Regions from separate parts of the Homo sapiens genome. Here region 1 is linked to region 2. Evidence: chromatin loops called from intact Hi-C (ENCODE). Cell type or tissue: GM12878. All regions are shown on one strand. Each heading gives the region's core, and the rest is flanking DNA. Links, peaks and the distances in the headings are about the cores only.

Evidence for each region. A loop is a pair of places that touch in the nucleus more often than their neighbours do. Peaks named below come from ENCODE experiments on the same cell type or tissue, not always from the same donor. Only the 100,000 strongest peaks of a DNase experiment are listed, where the experiment ranks them.
Region 1: it touches region 2 in a loop (2.3-fold over the local background); 3 of 110 quality-filtered maps call a loop at or near these places.

What each region holds. Positions count from the first base shown.
Region 1 is chr5:77,934,870-77,940,931 of GRCh38, forward strand. All of the region lies in intron 1 of LOC101929154 (a long non-coding RNA gene), which reads left to right. Among named protein-coding and RNA genes, the nearest start is that of TBCA, 160 kb to the left of the region's middle. RefSeq lists silencers at 164-338, 2,259-2,428. In GM12878, for the core only: no CTCF peak of the experiment used is centred there; DNase peaks (open chromatin) are centred at 1,332, 2,412 and 2,822; H3K4me3 peaks cover 941 bases; H3K27ac peaks cover 2,857 bases.
Region 2 is chr5:77,849,247-77,855,600 of GRCh38, forward strand. No RefSeq gene overlaps it. Among named protein-coding and RNA genes, the nearest start is that of TBCA, 76 kb to the left of the region's middle. RefSeq lists enhancers at 1-61, 1,953-2,462, 2,463-2,970. In GM12878, for the core only: no CTCF peak of the experiment used is centred there; DNase peaks (open chromatin) are centred at 3,675 and 4,401; H3K4me3 peaks cover 2,373 bases; H3K27ac peaks cover 2,266 bases.

The sequences.
Region 1 (6,062 bases), core at 226-5,225, 85 kb after region 2:
TCTCGCTCTGCTGCCCAGGCTGGAGTGCAGTGGGGAGATCTCGGCTCACTGCGAAGTCCACCTCTCAGGTTCCAGTGATTCCCCTGTCTCAGCCTCCTGAGTAGCTGGGATTACAAGTGACCACCACTATGCCTAGCTGATTTGTGTATTTTTAGTAGAGACGGGGCCAGGCTGGTCTTGAACTCCCGATCTCAAGTGATCCACCCACCTCGGCCTCCCAAAGTGCTGGAATTACAGGCGTGAGCCGCTGCGCCGGGCCTCATGTCCTATCTTAATAGAATGGACAAGTCCAGGCTTCGAGTTTCCTCGGCTCTAACTGGAATATTACAGCCATTCTACAGGAAATCCAAAGCCCAGAATGACCCTTGGATCCAGAGAAGCAGCCAGAAATATACCATGTACAAACGTGAAATTTTTAAAAGCAGAAAACCAATTGAACATAAAGTAGGTTCCCAAATACATAGAAAATAAATGTAGACAGATAAAATATTGGAAAAAAATAAGGCATAACATTAATTATTTCTTAATTGTGAAAATAGCATGATTTGTTCCTCTTATCTTTCACATATTTCAGTACGTTTCAGCAATGAGTGGGTGTTATTTTCAAAATCATAAGAACATTTTGGTATAAAGATCTATTTTTATTTCAAAGAAGATTCTAAGAACTTTCACATGACGATGAATTCTTCAAAAACACAGTTTTCACAAGCCCTGTCACAGATCCTTCTGGAGACCCGCATACTTCTAGTGTTTGCCCTGACGAATGCCAGTTCTGTTCTTCAAGATTTGCTTGTCAGAAAATGAAGACACACAGAATGAGTTATTTCAGCAGGAAGTGTTCCAGGATTCTGGAAACAGATGATGCTTTCTTTCAGCCTGTTGTCATTCTTCTCCTTCACCAAGATATTGTCGTCATCACTCTGGGTTTAACTCAGCTTGACAGTAGCCACACTTCCATGTTGCTCTTCATCTCTTCCTTTGGTAAAAGTCTGCAAATTGAGGCTCAGCTAACAGCTATTTCATACTAATCAGACACTGGGTCTAAATTAGAACCAAGAAAAGGTCTATGGCAAGATAGGGTGAGGCCACAGCGACATTTTATGCTCTGGATCACCCCTCATGAATGCTTACTAGGCCATTTGCTCTCCTCTTTTACAGGCGAGAGGGTTGTGGCTCTCACTACCTATCATAAACTATGGCAGCGTAACCCTTCACTTGCTTTTCTTATTCACTTCCAGTTTGTGCTGCTGCTAAAATATTCTGCTTCTCAGCTGCCAGTATCGGCGTCTAAATCATCCCCAGTCCAAGGCGCCAGCTCTTCTGGTGCAGAAACCACAGACTCAGCAGCCAGGATGTCATCAGCATACTCGAGATTACATCATCTCCTTCTGCCAACCTTAATACCACTATGGTAACCATCAACAGCAATACCCATGATTATTTCAGTAGAAATATTGAACAGATGTGACAGCCTTGTCAAACTCCTTTGCTGGTGTCCAACCACTCTGTTATACCTTTTGCAATTCTAAAATCTCTCTTCTGGCCATAATAGAGACAGCACATGCTGACCTCCCGCTAGGGAAACTGCTCCCATAGCGTCAGTTGGCATATCAAAGACTAACTACGAACACCACCTTATATACACAGTGCTTTACAGCCTGCTAATCATTTTTGCAGACATTCTCCTTTTTGACTCTCAAGCCAGCTGAGACAGCTGTGGTATAAGTTGAAAGGGCACTGGAGTTTCTGTCAGGAGTTTTGACTTTCTTGGTTGCTTACTACCTTTGAAATCTTGAGCAAATCACTCTGAGCTTGTTTTTTGTCAGTAAAATACTTCTTGTTCTCAACCTAACTTGAAAAACAAATGAGGTGGTACATTTAAAAATAATAAATTATGAAGATAGTTACTCAAACTAATACTTGTACATGAATGTTTCTATCAGCACTATTCACAATAGCCAAAAGGTGAAAACACCAAAATCTCTAGCAACAGACGAATGGATAAACAAAATGTGGTATATCCAGACAATAGGATATTTGTCAACCATAAAGAGGAATGGGCCAGGCGCAGTGGCTCATGCCTGTAATTTCAGCATTTTGGGAGGCTGAGACTGGCAGATGATTTGCGGTTAGGAGTTCAAGACTAGCTTGGCCAACATGGTGAAACCCTGTCTCTGCTAAAAAATATAAACATTAGCTGGGTGAGGTGGTGGCGTGCACCTGCAATCCCAGCTACTTGGAGGCTGAGGCAGGAGAGTTGCTTGAACCTGAAAGGTGGAGGTTGCAGTGAGCCGAGATTGTGCCACTGCACTCCAGCCTGGGCAACAAAGTGAGACTCCGTCTCAGAAAAAAGAGGAACAAAGTATTGAAACATGCTACAGTGTGGCTGAACCCAGAAAACATTATGCTAAGTGAAAGAAGCAAGACACACAAGATCACATATTATATGATCCCATTTATATGAAATACTCAAAGTAGGTCAATCCATAGAGGCAGAAAGCAGATTGGTGGTAGCCAGAGGCTAGGAAGAAGCAGGAAGAGGGGGTGACTGCTTAGTACAGGGTTTTCTTTTGGGGTGATAAAAATGTTTTGGAACTAGATAGAGGTGGCTCTTGCCCAACATTGTAAGTGTACTAAATGCCACTGAATTGTACACTTCAAAGTGGTAAATTTTGTTATATGAATTTTACCTTAATGAAAAATAATAATAAATTATAAAGCACATGAAAATCTAATTAGCATTTCTCAGGGGAAAAACAGCCTCAGGAAGATTAAGTGACTTATGAAAGAACAGAAACTTTCAAAACGAAACAAAGAAGTTCATTCTGAGGGGAGAATGCCGGTCTTTTGACAGGCCAGGAAGGGCTTCTATCCTGCTCTGGGTAGGAATAGAAGTCTAAGCTCTTAAGATGTCACCATTCTCAGCTCTGAAATTTTGTTCTGACTCCCGTATCTCTTGCAAAACCCAATCCCCATAGCACTGTTTCCAGCCTCTTCTACTTATCAGTTCACAGCAAAAGGAAGACAAAATGATCATTTAGAATAAGGAGGTAAAGGGTCATTGGGAGACCAGAGAACTTCTCTCTTTATCTTGTCTAAAGAAAAAGAAGGTTCCTGAATACTGAGTGATAAATTGAGAAGATAGAAAGCTTTGTTAGAATAGAAGGGAATGAAATTAAAAAAAAAAAAAAAAAGAAATGAAAGCTTTGTTAGAGATGCATATCCCTCCCCAGTTCAACCGAAGCAGAATCTGCATTTTACCAAGATTCTCAGGTAATCCGTGTGCTCAGGAAAAGTTTGAGACACAGTGCTCCGGGCCACTAGACATGTAACAGAGTCTCTCCATAATGAAAATGAGGGTGTCGGAGATGTAAACAGTAAGTCATGTTGGACCTCTTAGGCCATTTGTTCTGAGTAGAATGTTAATTTCCATCATCTTTACCAACATCTCTGAAAAGCTTGTGAACGGTGGAGAAAGCACATGGGCTGTTCACCCAGTTACAACAAACTGCAGATATTCTTAGCCTCCATTATTCTGTACCCTGAAAACCATGATGTCACCTCTCCAGTTTCTAGTAATCTCTCTAGTTCACAGGTAAATGTCCAGCAAGGCATTATTAAATTACTAAACATCACAGCTACTGGAATCTTTAGGAGTCATCTGGCCAGCGTTCCCAAATGCTATTCCACGGATCAGTTCTGAGCTAGCTACATCAAAATCACCTGGGGTGCATTTCAAAAGCAGATCCCTAGGGTGTAGAATCTTCTCATTAAGTCTGGAAAGAAGCCATGAAATATGTTTTTAAAAAGCTCTCCAGGTGATTCTAATGCACAAATTTGGACACAATCTGTCTAGCTCTGCTCATGCATCCACAGCCACAGCCCAAATACCTTCAGAAACAGAACTTTCATTGCAGAGAGCTAATTGTCAGAAAGCTCTTTCCAACACATTGCGTCAATACCTGCCTCTATAATTTCTACCTTTTGTTCTGTCCTTTTGAGCCATACAAAATCATGTGAGTGTGTTTTTGATGTAGAATCTCTCTTTCACATGATACGACAGCTTTTCAAATGTCTGGTTCCACACACTGTGTCCATATGTCTTCTCTAATAATACTTTTTGCCTTGAAGTCTATTTTGTTTGGTAATAATGAAGCTACCAACTTTTTTCCCCTAGTCTTTTACTTTTAGTCTTACTGTTTCCTAATAATTTTGATTTGTCTGTTATAAGCAAAATACAGCTAGATTTTTAAAATTCAGTCTAATAATTTCTTTGAATTGGCAAGTTTAGGCAAATTACATACACATATTACTAATATGTTTGAAATTATTTCTACCATCTTATTCTACACTCTCTTTTATCCTATTTTTCTCTCTCTCTTCTTTTCTTTCCTGCATTCTGGCAGATGGGTTGAAGTTTCTTTGCCTTCCTTCCCTCTCCCTCCTTCTCTTCCCCAAGTGCCCTGGTTTTGGAAGTTGTATCAGCATCAGTAGGCATTTATAGAGGTTATTTTTTAAAAATTTTGAATAACATGAATATGTAACAAAATCTCAACAAGCTTTAAGAATAGTTATTATTCTTAAAAATTTGGCCCATGTGCTTACCAAAATCTAAAGTTAATCACTATCTATTCTGCCTCCTCAACAAGTCATGGAGCTTAGAACCCTTTACCTACAGGCCAGGCGCCGTGGCTCACGCCTGGAATGCCAGCACTTTGGGAGGCTGAGATGAGCGTATCACCGGAGGTCAGGAGTTTGAGACCAGCCTGGCCAACATGGTGAACCCTGTCTCTACTAAAAATACAAAAATTAGCTGGGTGAGCTGGGACCTGTAGTCCCAGCTACTCGGGAGGCTGAGGTAGGAGAATCACTTGAACCCAAAATACCCGAAAGGTGGAGGTTGCAGTGAGATGAGATGGCGCCATTGCACTCCAGGCTCCATCTCAAGAAAAAAAAAAAAAAAGGGACACTTTAACTTCAAGTAATCCCCTCCTGCTTTCCATATACCTGCTGTTCAATATTTTAAATTTAGTTTTTTTTTTTAATCCCCAGTAAATTACTATTGTTGCTGTTGCTTTATGTCAGTTATTCTTTGGACTCATTCACATATTTATTTGCTTCCTTTTTTTTTTTTTTCTTTTTGAGATGGAGTTTCGCTCTTGTTGCCCAGGCTGGAGTGCGATGGTGCAATCTCAGCTCACTGCAACCTCCGCCTCCCAGGTTCAAGCAATTCTCCTGCCTCAGCCTCCAGAATAGCTGGGATTACAGGCGAGCACCACCACGCCTGGCTAATTTTTTGTATTTTTAGTAGAAACGATATTTCACCATGTTAGGCAGGCTGGTCTCGAACTCCTGACCTCAGGCTCATCTCAGCCTCCCAAAGTGCTGAGATTACAGGTGTGAGCCACTGTGCCCAGCCCTGCTTCCTATTCTTTCATCTCAATTCTTCCTTCTGGATTCAATTTTCTTATTCACTGAGGATCTATTGGTAAAATATGCTCTCAGGGTTTGTCTAAAAACATTTTCATTTTTCTCTCACTATTGTATGATAACTTAGCTGAATGCAGAGTTCTTGGTTGACAGTTATTTTTCTGAGCACTTTGACTATATTATTAATTTTCTTATGATTTTTATTGTTGCTATAAAGAAGTCAGCAAGTCTAAATGTAGTTCCTTTATAAGTTACCTATCTTCTTTTCTCTGAACTCATTAAATATTTTCTTTTTGACTTTGGTGTTTCACAGTTTCATTACAATGAATCTAAAAGTCTTAAATGTCTAAAGGTCTTAAACGCCTCCTGTTTGAGAGGCTAATTTTATACTAGGCATCTCAATTCTTGAAAACAGTAATAGACTTCTTTCTGTCTCTATGGGTTGACCTGTTTATGAAAGTGGCACAGAACAAAGAATCAGAAAACCTAGGTCCTAACTAAACAAGCCCGGTAAAAATAAACAGCCTCCATTAAAAGGCTTGCACGAAAATGTGTTATAGGTGCACTCAGTAAATATCTTCAACGCTCCCATCCTATAGGAATTGTACAAGAGTCACCTCATTTTGTTCTGT
Region 2 (6,354 bases), core at 791-5,790:
TTGGGAGTTTGAACTCCTGGGGCTCCCACTCACTGAAATGGAGCACTATGTCCCAAAGTGGGGTCTTTTTAAAAAAAAGTTTACATTAAAACAGGGGTTTCCACTGATAATTTTCATAATATTTGCAAAGGACAAATGTCAAGTTAATTTCATTAAAAACAAGAGTACATTCAGGTGAACTGAACATTCCCTCTCTTTATTGTGTTTTCCACCTGGCTAGTACCCTAGCATTCGCGCTTCTGAATGGCTAATGGTCTCTAAGCGTAGGCCCTAGGCTACCTGGAGCGCTTCCCTTTACTTTGGAAGAGAAAACAAAGTTTAAAGCTGGAGTCTCAAGGGTTGAATCCTTATCCCCCTCCTCTTTTCATTGTATCAATCAAAGCCCCAAACCAACCCGGCCCCTTTTCTGAGACTGTGACCTGGAAGATCTACCATAGCCAATGCCATCCTCCACTCCCCCACAGTGACCTTCTCTGGAGAGGGTGCAGGGGTGAGGAGTTGGGTAGATTGGAGGAGGAGGCCTGCCCCACAAAATGCTTTCTCTCCAGGCCCTAGGCCTCCCGCATCCACTCCACCCCTCTAAGAGTCTCTGAACTAGATTCTTCTGAGGGGAGAAGGGAGGACCCTGTGTCCAGACAGAGACTCAGATAAAGGCTTTCCAGAGAGAGGTCAATACGCTGCAAACAACCAGCTTTGATCTTTAGCCACAGAGGAAGGTGGCAACACCCCACACAGACACACACAGACACACACACACACACATGCAGGTTACCCCAGCGAGGAGAACACACATAGGTAATTTTAATGAAAGAGGTTCCTGTACCACATTATTAGCAATAAATCTACACCATTCTTTGTTGGTTAAAATCATTATGATCATCATCGCTATCATTACTGAACTCATTATTCTTGTGTTACTATCAGAGTAGATTTATGATAATACCCACCATTACGCCTGAGTTAAAGAAGGTGTAAAGGTTTGATTAATAGCTGCTTTCATGTTTTAATATTCAACATTTTCTCACATTTTTTCTAAATAAGGACGATGATAATTACAGGCGGTAATTACTGCTTTTGTTAGGAGTGTGTAATTAGCCACATATGCATTGTTCTTTAAAAAAAAAAGCGCAGGTTTGGGAGCTGGATCATAAGTCTAGGGGTGGGCAAACAGAGCTTGGACAGGTCACCCACGGACGTTTTGACAAATCGAGAGATGGGTCCGCAGCTCTGCTCCATGTCTACCTGCCCGGGACACCAGGAATTTGCTTTGAATGAAACCAGGTGAGGTTGGAAATAAAATATTTGGACGGGTTTACTAGGAGGGGTGGTGCGCCTGCAGACCTGCGGGTGTCTGAGATTCGCTTCTCAAGAAGCAACTCTGGCCCAGCCGTAAGGCCTCATAAGGCCTCGGGCTCGCGGGCCCGGCCTGAGGCAATGTGGCCCTTATCTGTGTGCTCCCTGGTATAAAAACGCCCGGGCCTTGTCTCCTCCCGCCCAGCCGACGCCAGGCGCGCAGTCAGCCCCGCATCCGTCATTTTCCCTCATTGACTTAGCCCAAGAGCTTCCTCCGAGCTCCCAGACTATCTGTCCCTTAAAGGTTACACGCTGCCGTGCCTCGCTTTGTCTTCCTCGTGCCCTTTCCTGGCAAAAATGGAGACATCACATCCTTGCCCAGCCCCAGCTCAGTATTTATGAAGGTTTTCTGACAAATAGGCAGGCTGGCCACGCATGGGTGACTGCCTTCATTCCGCACTTGGCTTGTTTACATAGGACCAGCACCATTTCCACGGATTAAACAAATCACAGGGAGAAGGAGACATTTATAACCCGCCAACGAGGCCACAGGCAGTTGGAAAAAAATGTGCTAGTGAGTGTGTTGCGCGACTGTGCAAAGTGAAAATGAATGCCCTCTCTGCAAGGCTGACCTTCGGGAGAGGGTGATCCCGGCAGCCCGTGTGTTTGCCGCACGCGAGGGACATGCGTGCAGAGGGGCCGCGTGGATTCGCGTGTCAGGGAGGGTTTAGACTACTGGTTAGAGTGCCATTCAATTACTCGGAGTTGGACCTCTCCCGAGGACACACACAAAGGCCAGGGAGCGCGAGTGCGCGTTCCCTCTCCCAGAGTGTGTGTATGTGTGTGTCTATGTGTGACTGTGCCCGTGGGACACTGTGCGCGCGACCATCGCAGGACCCTCCATCCAGCAGTTAACCCTTGGCAGGCCGGCTCAGGAGAGAGGAACTCCGAGGGGGCGCGCTTCTGCTCTACTCCAGCAAGGCTTTTACAGGCCGGCGCGAGGTGCGGGCGGTCCCGTGCGCGCGCGCGCGTGTATGTGGGTGTGTGTCTGTGTGGTGGGTGTGTAAGAGGGACAATGTGTGTGCCTGCACGTGGCGTGTGCGCGTGTGATCAAGTGTCTATGTGGCGTGTGCGTGTGTGGTGTGGGTGTGCGCGGCGTGCATGTGTGCGTGTGTGCACGCGCGAGAAGTGCGTGTGTAGGCGCGTGTGCAAGTGCGCGCGCGTGTGTTTACACTTCCAGAAGTCAAATCCTTTCTAGGACTCCCCCTTGCTTCACCCGGAAGTGTTCGGTGACCCCTCCACCCAATTAATGAAAACAAAGCAAAGGGCCCGAGCGGGCCTCCGACAGCCCGGGGCTTGCGGAGCTGGACGCCGACAGGGCGTCAGCCCGGTCGCTCGCGGCGCGGAGGCTGCTGCGGTTCGGAGCTGGGGTTCTGCACTCTCGCTCCCGGCTCCCGGCTCCCGGCTCCCCGCCACCCGCAGCCTCCTCGCGCCGCCGCCGCGGGCACCGCCGGGGCTTCAGTGACACCAGGCACCCGCCCCGGGCCGCGGGAGGAGGAAATTCCCTGCAAAATAGCAATGGTTCCGAGAAAAGGATCACAACAAAATATTGAATAAATTCCCTTTTAATTTATTTGATCATTCCACATTACGGGGCTATGAATTGCTCAAATTTGATAACAAGTACTCAATTCAACTCATTATGTAAGTTAAATTAGACTTCGATAAAATTTCAGTGGCGCGCAGTGGTTCCTCGAATGAAATGTAATTTGTGCAAGAATTTGTTGTATCTGTCACAAATATTTCCAATTAGCGACCGTAATTATTTGATAGTTTCTGCAATTATGGCTTAAACGGGTGAATTTGGGACTGTGGAGGACCCTAATTGGCCTAAATTTGATATTTTGCATATTTGCATAATGAGGAAATTGGTAGAAAATTGTGTTCATTCATTTGTGAAAAATCCTATGAATTTTATGAATTTGAAAGCTCTGTTTGTGCAGACTGTGACTTTGCCTGCTGATCCCTGAGGAGCTGACGCTGAACGCCTGAATGGGCAGCGCGCCAACTTCGCTGCTCCAGGAGGGGGGTGGGGAGGGAGAGGAGGAGGAGGAGGATGAGGAGAGAGGGGAGGTGGAAGGCTGTGGTAACGGTGGGCGGAGGCGGGACCATGGCGCATGCTCCGCGACGTCCCGGGCCGCGGGCGGAATCCCCCGGCTAACCTCCTTGGGGGTGAGACTGGGTGGGATGGGGGTCGGTGGGGGAAGTTGCATGGGGTGTTATACCCGCCCGGTTACAGGCCGCTGCCCTGTAGCATAACTGCGCGCGCGCGAGCGCACACACACACACACACACACACACACACACTTGCTCTCAATGAGAAATGTACCCAATCTGCTAGGTGGAAGGGGTAATTGTGGAGGGGTGAGGTCTTGAGATGATGGTAACTCTGCACTTGTTTAAGTTAAATTGCCAAAGCTTCTCCTCTCAGTAAAAATGTTTGATCTATGGCGCTGTCAATTTAAAGTGTTTAAAGAGAAGCAAAAGCATAGATTTTAAGCTGCTTTGCCCAGCACCCATTCATCATGCATCAGAGATTTTAAAGTTTCATGGTTGCTGTGGTTTAACATCTCAACTCTCTGACACAAGAATCTAGATGGAGGAAATAGCTCTGCAGTCAGAGGCTTATGACTAAAGGAGAAGGATCATGGCAAAAAATAAAATGCACAAAATACTCATTTCTGCCCATGCAAAGAAAGGGTGGTCTATTTTAAGGGGACAGGTTATGTTAATAATTATAAATAGAAGTGGAACCCACTTTTAACCAAAAATTACTGAAACAATGCCACCAATTTCTTTACAGGAGGGAGATGGGAGAAACTAGTTCAAAAGAAACCAAACAAAATCCCCAAACACTCCATCTCCTTTCTAATAAATAATGTTTTTCCCCAAGTATTTTGTTGCAGATATCCTGTATTTTCATCAAAACCCATCAAAAAAAGTCATCCTCTATGATTCTTGAATGTAACATTTTTAGATACTCCCTTAATTTCTATAGATCTTAGATGCATAAAACCAAGCAAAACAGACTCATAGTGAAGAACATGATAATATCTGGCTTTGCAGTTAAGTGCCCCGTAAAACTGCTCTGCTTGTGAACATTACTTTTGCTGGGAAAGACTTTCTTATCTACATGGAAGTGGGTAATGTGAGTGTCTAACAGGCTATAAATGCTTAAGTGCTTTGTTTCACAGTGCATTTTCAGTAAAGGTCAAAATAAATTCATCTTCCTTTAATGCAGTATTTATGTTTGTGCAAGGTTTGGAATAAAATCACCATTAAACTTCCATATGAAAAAACGAATAGGAAAATGGGAGCTGTGTCTTTGGTTCAGTCTTTTGTGGATGGAAAGGTATCATTTGAGGATGGAAACAAATAGAAGAAAACCAGTCAGTCACTTAAGACAGAATTTGAACAATGCAAAGATATTATTTTACTAATATTTAAAGTGAATTAAATAGGTGTTTTTCCATTTTAATTTAAATATTCTTGAGAACAGTAAAAGACAGATGACCACGGTGTCCAACGTTCGGAAAATAGGGGCAATAACATCCTTGCCCATATCACAGTATTTTGATAAAAGATCCAACAAGAATATTGGGTATTAAGTCTCCTACTATTATACTGTTGTTGGTGGCAGCATCATCATGATCACTATTGTTATAAGTAGCAGTAGTAGTATTATTGTGACATTAGTATTAAGATAACATGTAAAGAAGGATCTTGAGGGCAGAGTTGAAAATTAGCCCAGACCTCCTTCGATTACAGCATGAAAAGGAGCAGGTCATTCACATCTTTTTCTAGCTTGCACACATGATCAGTGATCACCATGAGTAGAATAATCTTCAAATACAAAGGATAATAGTTCATTCTCTTCTTCATTTAACAACACGTCATGTTAAATTTGGGGGATATAGATATTATTTATTTAACCTGTTCAAGAAGTCATGAAGCACCACTTAAGTGCTGAAATTTAAGGCCACCTCTAATCACTGGGGTGAATAAGGAACACAAAAGAAGATTAAATTGAAGATGCAGGATCTGCCTCAAGCTTAGGACCAGGACACAGTATTAATTTTTGCACCTTTTTTGTGAGTTCATTTTTAAAAAGAAACTTAAACAAAGAGGACTTTTGTGCAAGCATTAAGCTTTCAATGTTACCCTACACCTATTTTGGTTTTTCCTTTATATAAATATATCTGTAAGTTTTTTGTTGTGCTTATTATGAACAGGACAGTATTCCCACTGCAAAAGCTTTCTCAGAATGGTCTAAATCTGAGTTAATCACATGGTTAATCACATGACCTAAACCTCCACAGTAAAAACGTTGGTGAAAATCAAGATTGGGGGGAAAAAAAGAAAAAAACCTACCACTCCAGTTCCTTTAAATCAGAACATTGTTTTCTTGGCCAGGCATGATGGCTCACATCTGTAATCCCAGCACTTTGGGAGGCCGAGGTGGGCAGATCACTTGAGGTCAGGAGTTCAGGAGCAGCCTGGCCAACATGGCAAAAACCATCTCTACTAAAAATACAAAAATTAGCCGGGTGTGGTGGTGCACACCTGTAATTCCACCTACTCAGGAGGCTGAGGTGGGAAAATCGCTTGAGCCCAGGAGGCAGAGGTTGCAGTGAGATCGAGCCACTGCACTCCAACCTGGGCGACAGAGTGAGACTCTGTCTCAAAAAAAAAAAAAAGAAAAAAGAAAAAAAAAGAAAGAAAAAGAAAAAAATGTTGTTGTGGGGTTTTTGTGTGTGTGTGTTTCCTACCCCCACCTCCCACCCTCAACCCCCAGGAAACATTTGTCGCCATCATTGTATATAGCTCAAGACCAATTTGTAAGGTTTAGGGCTGGAAATATGATCGTTTACTAAGTATTGGATCTAATTAAATCCACAGAGAAGAAGATTCCGGTGGTTTGTGAGACTGCAGGAAATGGTTGTCCTCCCCAGGCCAGTCCCCACCCCAAGATCAAACATAGCCTTTCATTCCTGGAGAAAG